Regions from separate parts of the Homo sapiens genome. Here region 2 is linked to region 1. The links are chromatin contacts, found by Hi-C or POLR2A ChIA-PET in ENCODE. All regions are on one chromosome and are shown on one strand. The core of a region is the stretch at or near the end of the contact, and the rest is flanking DNA. Distances in the headings are between cores, read along the strand shown.

Evidence for each region. A loop is a pair of places that touch in the nucleus more often than their neighbours do. ChIA-PET counts read pairs that join two places held with the same protein, here RNA polymerase II (POLR2A). Pooled maps may share reads with other maps.
Region 2: a pooled map shows a loop between it and region 1 (2.3-fold over the local background). The contact joins the promoter of SAP30BP-AS1 here to the promoter of MIF4GD in region 1. A Hi-C loop is called at or near these places in 5 of 50 pooled maps. POLR2A ChIA-PET finds 5 or more read pairs at or near these places in 4 of 52 experiments (BJ, Caco-2, Panc1 and 1 more).

Annotation. Positions count from the first base shown.
Region 1 is chr17:75,269,722-75,272,918 of GRCh38, reverse strand. It overlaps MIF4GD (MIF4G domain containing), which reads left to right and starts at 1,688. Exons shown (of 6, transcript NM_001370592.1): 1 at 1,688-1,775; 2 at 2,674-2,805. The coding sequence starts at 2,724. It overlaps MIF4GD-DT (MIF4GD divergent transcript), which reads right to left and starts at 1,620. Exons shown (of 1, transcript NR_036520.1): 1 at 1-1,620. RefSeq lists silencers at 262-311, 1,282-1,941, 2,052-2,121 and an enhancer at 1-773.
Region 2 is chr17:75,683,339-75,686,535 of GRCh38, reverse strand. SAP30BP-AS1 (SAP30BP antisense RNA 1) reads left to right here and starts at 1,737. Exons shown (of 2, transcript NR_186496.1): 1 at 1,737-2,071; 2 at 2,758-2,993. All of the region lies in intron 3 of SAP30BP (SAP30 binding protein), which reads right to left.

The sequences.
Region 1 (3,197 bases), core at 439-2,938:
CTCAAATCCCATGTTCTCCATAGCGGCAGCCCTTGGCAGCTCTGCTTCTAGTGCTGGGGGAGACTCCAGGCTGAGCCAGTCACTTTCTGGGCCCCGTGCCCAGACCTTCGTGTCTGCAGACACACCACCACCCAGGCTGTCCTCTCCCAGGACCGGGCTGGTCATGGCCGTGGGGCTCCATGGAAAGCAGATCCCAGCGCCCGTGCAGGAAGTGGATGGGCCATGCTGTGGGCAGGCGTGGGTGAAGGTGCAGCCTCTCCCCAGTCTACCTCACTGACTCCTCTTTCACCCAGAGCTGGGTCAGCCTTGCTGGGTGAGGAGCTATCAGCAGGACAGGTGGCATCAGCGCCCACTGCCTGCTCCTCAGTGCAGAGCATGCTGCGGGTGCATCCTCCCCTGTAGCCCCAGAAGGGCCGTGGCTCTGAAGCAGCCCACTGATGGGGATGGCAGAAGGAAGGGGCGGGCACGTAGCCTGGTGAGGGCACAGCTGGTGCCTGGGGTGTTACCAGAGCAGAGGGACACCCACAGGCGGAGAGGCAGAGGAGAAACCAGTTCCAGGCTGAGGGGAGGTCTCCAGAACATGACCTCCACCCTTCCCTCCATCTGCCCGGCCTGTAGGGTTGCTCCGACCTGGGAAGCCCTCCATTCTGCCTCCCTCTCCAGCCTTGGAAAGAGGCACCCACTGGGAGCCGGCGCTGGCCCTGGCCCTGGCGTGTGGGTCCTGGGCTCCTCCTCGCACCATCCTTCCCTGCCTCTGGTCTGGGATTTTGGGGTCTGTCTGGGCCCTGAATGCTGGGGCTTCCTGGCTCTGGGCTGCTGGTTCCCAAGGTCCAGGCTGCGGCGGGGGCCACGAGGATGCAGCTGCCTGAATGCATTTTTTATGAAATTCCGTTAAAGTTTCTTCTCTTCATCTTTCCTGCCCATTGGTTTCTTTTGCTGCAGCTGAGCGTTCTCTTCCTCCTCCGTTTTCGGTGACCACTTTGGCGGTTCTTTTAAAAGGAGGCGAGAACGCGGGCAGCGCCGGCAGCGCTCCTCCCGGTCGCGCGGCAGGAGCGGCGGCAGTTCTTCCCCCACTTCTAGGTGCCCTCCTGTCACCCAGGGCAGACGCCGGGCGGTGGGGTCCGCGCCACTTCAGGGGCATTCGCAACAACCGACGGCCGCGAGTTGCCAATGGGGCCCCTTTCTCGGGGCTGCCCCTATGACCTGAAACTCGCTTCGCCCATGTCCTCCTTGGAGCGGGAGAGGGTTGTGGCTGGCCCCGGCCCTGCAGCCCCTGCCTTCTCTACCTGGGTTGGGGGAGCGGGGAAAGTGGTGCGACCAGGGCTGATGCTGTTCCTCCTGCCACCAGGTCCCCACCACGCGCTCTGCAGGCTCTTCCCACGCCGCGCAGCCCAGCGGTGTCTCCCGGCCCAGTGCACCTGAGCTCCGGGGAGGGCTGGGTGCGGGGCCACGCGCAAGATCGAGGTGCCGGCGGGTCCGGCGTGGGCCCGGACACGGCCCAGGCGCACCGGGTGAAGGGGTGACGAGCCAAGCGAGTTCCGCTTGCGGCTGGGTGGCAGCGTCGCAGGGTCCCACGCAGGCGGCGCGGCTTCCGGGGCGGCCTGGAGGCCAGGGCAGTGCCCCGGGGGCCCGGCAGGTGGCGCGGGCGAGCCGACCCTTCCCCGGCGCCGCGCGAGGAGATGAGCTCACGGCGGGCCCCGCAGCGCCGGACGCTGGTTGCGCGCTCCCAGGCGCCGAGCGGCCCCGGGCACGCGCGCGCGCCACCGGCCCGGCAGGTGGGTCCCGGCTCCCACGCCGCCTCTCCCGCCCGCGGGACCCTGGGCCGTGGGCTCCGCAGCCCGCCCTGTGCCTCCGGGAGGGGCGTTCCGGGCGCGGGGGGAACGGCCGAGGGCTGGAGACCCTAAAGGCGCCTCCTACGGCCAGAGGGGAGCCTCCGGCGGGAGCCACCTCTCCGGGGCGCATCATCCTGCCCCCCAGTAAGAGGAAGGCTCCAGAATGGAGCTCAGGAATTAGGAGTCTCGAGTGCGTAGGGCCGGGTTACTGCCACTCGGGAGCCGATCCGACCAGCCTGTCCCAGGGAGAAGCTGGCACGGGTCTGGGGAGTTCAGGCTGCTCCCGGCAGGGGCGGCGGACAGGGCGCCTGCGTCCCCACCCACGCAGGCCGGCCCCATCCGGGGGATGCAGCGGCGGGTGTTGAGACCGAAGGACTCGGCGAAAGCCAGAAAGAGAGGGTTGGGGAGAGGGGCTCGGAGACCTGCTGGGGACAGAGTCGCACCGCTTGGAGTTCCCAGCCTGGCCCTCACCCGGCATCTTCCTGGGCCAGCAACGTCAGGCCGGTTTATTTAAGCAACTGTAACGTCCGCCCGCACACACCCTGCCCCAGTCTACTCCTGCCTCCTGCTGGGACTGGAGGGTGGGCGCTTTCCTGCTTCAGCTTCTCGCTCTTGTGTAATCCCACAAGCGAGGGATTTCTAAACTGAGCAGCAGGTGCCTGGCTGATGCCCAGTCCCCACCAGAAGCCAAGCCTGGTGGGCCTTCAGCCAACCACCGCACGCCACGGACCGCCCAGGAGTCCCTGTCCCGAGCGCGCCGTCAGCCCCGTCCAGGGCCTGCAGGACGGAACCCGCCCTGCGCTCCACACCTGAGGCCGCTCCCTTCGCCTCTTCTCCTCAGGTGCTGTCCTTATTCCCAGCCCAGTCAAGAGCTACCGGGGCTGGCTAGTCATGGGGGAGCCCAGTAGAGAGGAGTATAAAATCCAGTCCTTTGATGCAGAGACCCAGCAGCTGCTGAAGACAGCACTCAAAGGTGAGCACGGGACCCCTCCTGAGCTGGGGTCAGGAGCTACAGAGAAGGGCCCCTGTGGGCAGCACCAGAGGCTGAGCCTGGTGAATGCCTCCACCCCTCCCCTCATTCTCTGACGATAGGAGTCGGCAACGTAATTCTTGAACTGGAAGACAAGCTACATTGAGGCCATTATTTTGGAGTATGAATCACAGTCACCTCTCAGACTGTAAAGACTGTTTTAAAAGTTTAACCATAGGGCTAGGCGCAGTGGCTCATGTCTGTAGTTCCAGCACTTTGGAAAGCCAAGGTGGGCAGATTGCTTGAGTCCAGGAGTTCAAGACCAGTCCCGGAAACATGGTGTAAACCCCATCTCTACAAAAAAAAAAAAAAAAAGAAAGAAAAGAAAAATTAGC
Region 2 (3,197 bases), core at 488-2,987, 410 kb before region 1:
TTTTTTTTTTTCTTTTTCCTGAGATGGAGTCCCGCTCTGTTGCCCAGGCTGGAGTGCAGTGGCGCAATCTCGGCTCACTGCAAGCTCCGCCTCCAGGGTTCACGCCATTCTCCTTCCTCAACCTCCAGAGTAGCTGGGACTATAGGCGCCCGCCACCACGCCTGGCTAATTTTTGTATTTTTAGTAGAGACGGGGTTTCACCTCGTTAGCCAGGATGGTCTCGATCTCCTGACCTCGTGATCTGCCTGCCTCAGCCTCCCAAAGTGCTGAGATTACAGGCGTGAGCCACTGCGCCCGGCCCCAACCACAGAAGGTTTCTATAGGAATGGGTGAAACAGGAGTTTGCCAAGACTTATTAAGCCGGCTATAGAATTGGCCTTGTAGACTGAAGACAAGGTAGGGAGGAGGAAGGGAAACAGTTTCTCTATTTGAAAAATCTGGCTAAATTTACAAAGCCCACGTGACTCAGCACGGCTCCTGATGTTGTTACATGGAACATGTTACAACCAACTAGACTTCAATGTAAATGCAGGGAGCTATTTCCAAGGGGGACTTTTGTTATCCGACTATTCCAAGTACAATCTACATTTGATTCAAGACACTTCAAGATTTTTGGTTTCTTGAAAGTTACAGAAGATGGTCAGAGAGGGCCATTCCCTTTTTGTCTTATCCCCAGAGTGTCAGGAACGGGTGTATCTAGGTCCAGAGTTTGCCTCACACCAAGGATCTGAGTCAAGCTCTTGGTGGTGAGGCCAGGACAGGCTTTTTCCCTTCAAGGCTTCCCACAAGAACAGTATCTCTGTGCTTTAGGTTGATATATTTGGGGGGTTGGGGGGAGCCTGGAGACAGACAAGGACAAAAGAGACAGCTTTGTGAGGTTGAGAATGCAAGTCTGGAAGGCACACAACTCTACATGGCTACCAAATTACAAAAGCATTCCATCTGAGAGGCTGGCCGACAAGCTGAGGAGTTAGTTACATCAACATCTCAGGCAAATATACTCGCAGTCCCTGAAAGTCAGGGTGACAGAAATGCAAACTGGTCATCATCGACACCGGTAGGAAGGGGACTGAGTTACTTAGAGGGCCAAAAAGAAGGCAAGCATCTTTGAAGCACAGCCCAGAAAATATTTACCTAACTCCAAAGTTAGGAATAGAAATGAGCAAAATCCTATTGAACCCAGAAATCACACAGCAGCATTTCAGGAGACATGGATGAAAATACAGAACGAAGGTCGGAAGTGCTGGATCCCTAAGGACAGGCAGTCCTCTGTATCATATAATTTCAAAGAAATGAGTCCCAGATGGGGAAGGAGGGGCCCAGCCACACCTCAGTTAGCAATCCATGGCATCTGGCCCGAAGGGAAGGAGGTATGTTGGGGCTTGCACGGCTGATGGGAGGGTGTACCAGACACGCGGTGGCTCCCTGTGGGCTGTGGAACCACAGGAGTGAGGTGGGGCTTCTGGGAGTCTCAGCTTCAGGTTACTTGGATCAACTGCCATCAAGAAGGCCCCTCTGGCAGTGCAATGGAGCCAAGGAGGGGTCAGAGGGAGAATAATGGTCATTGTTCCCCTTTGCATGAGATCACAACTTCCAACAACTACCAGCGCTTCTACCAGCAGTGTTCAGCTTATGATGTAGTGAGGCCTTCCTTGGAAGGTGGCAGGACAAAGCCAAAGCAGGCTTGGATTTCCTTCCCTTGCGACAATTGAAGAGTGACTTTCATGGCCTGCCTGCCTTTCTGACTCCTGCTCAGATCCGGTTATCACCCAGCAGGCCCCTAGAACCCCCAGAACCCTAGACCTCAGGCTGGGGTAGGTTCTTCCCAGCACAGCCACTCCACGAGCTTCTGGAAATTCCATGTCTCCCAGCTGTGCAAGGCAACCCTAGTGTTGTTGAGGAAAAGCCTAAAGAAGACCATCCATCGTGTTGAGCGCAGGGAAGTGCCGAATGCTACGTAGGCTTGGGCATTCTCAATAGTTCAAGGCCCACATTACAACTTCCAAGAGAAGGGTGGTGGATGGCTCACAAACCAGCAATGGTCAAGGGCCATTTCCTTCTCTGGTCCTGGGTGAGTCATACTGTAATTTTGTTCCCTTCTAATCAGCACTCAAAAGATTACAGGGTATGGGAGATAGAACACAGGGGCAGGTGGACTAATAAAACAGGATGGAAGGATGAAGCATATACTCTCCCACTCACATAGCACCCCACATGACACCCTAAACGTAGAACCCACTACAAGCTAACCTACACTATTCAAGTCTCACAATAACCCTATGAGGTAGACATTATTATTTCCATTTTGCACACGAGTAAACTGAGGTAAAACACAATGAAGCAGCTCACCCAATAAATGGCAATGTTGAAATTCAAGGCCAAATCTGTTTGGCTCAAAAGCCCAGTTATCCAGTTATTCCCAACTTCCCACCTTCTCCCTCTAGACTAAGAGGCTGCAAAGGGTAGCGGTTTCTAGGAAGCTGTTGGTTCAACCACTGGGTAAGCCAACAGTGAAGACCAAGAAGGAAAAGCACCCCTCCAGGAATGATTCTCTAGCAGGTCAGAGTGAAGCAGGTATTAAAACCCTGGACTTAAGGGAAGACAGCCAGAATTATTATCTTTCACCTATGACGATCAGGGGAAACAGCTCTAGAGTCCATGGGGCCCCAGTGAGTCACATCTGAGTTAACTTGTTTGAAAGGGTTGGTCCTGCAGGCTTAATCACACAAACCGTGGGTGCTACCTCCCTGTCCTTAGCCTAGAGACTTCCTGGGGACTCACAGAAAAAATGCTACCAAATCCTGAACTCTACCCAGCTCTTCTCCCTTCCTGGGGGAACAACCATGTGGACTTCCAATAAGAACACGAGCTTAAAGAACGAGTTATTCCTTCTGACCCAAGTAAAGCACATGGCCCATTTCCTGTTCACCAGAGAACTTCATTAGAGGGAAACTGCAGACATAGCATTCAATTATAAAAACCTATTCAGATTTTGCTAGTGTAACGTGCTTATTTCTGGATTTAACTTATATAGCTGAAGAAAATATGAGAATGAGGGAAATGATGTGAAAATCTGTGGGGCTAAGGACTGGTGTCACTACTAGAACAAAAGTTGGTAGATCTCAATGGGTTTTTAAAAAAATCTCCATTTGGAATATTTAAAAAATTATTATTATTATTATTATTTTTTACCAAGC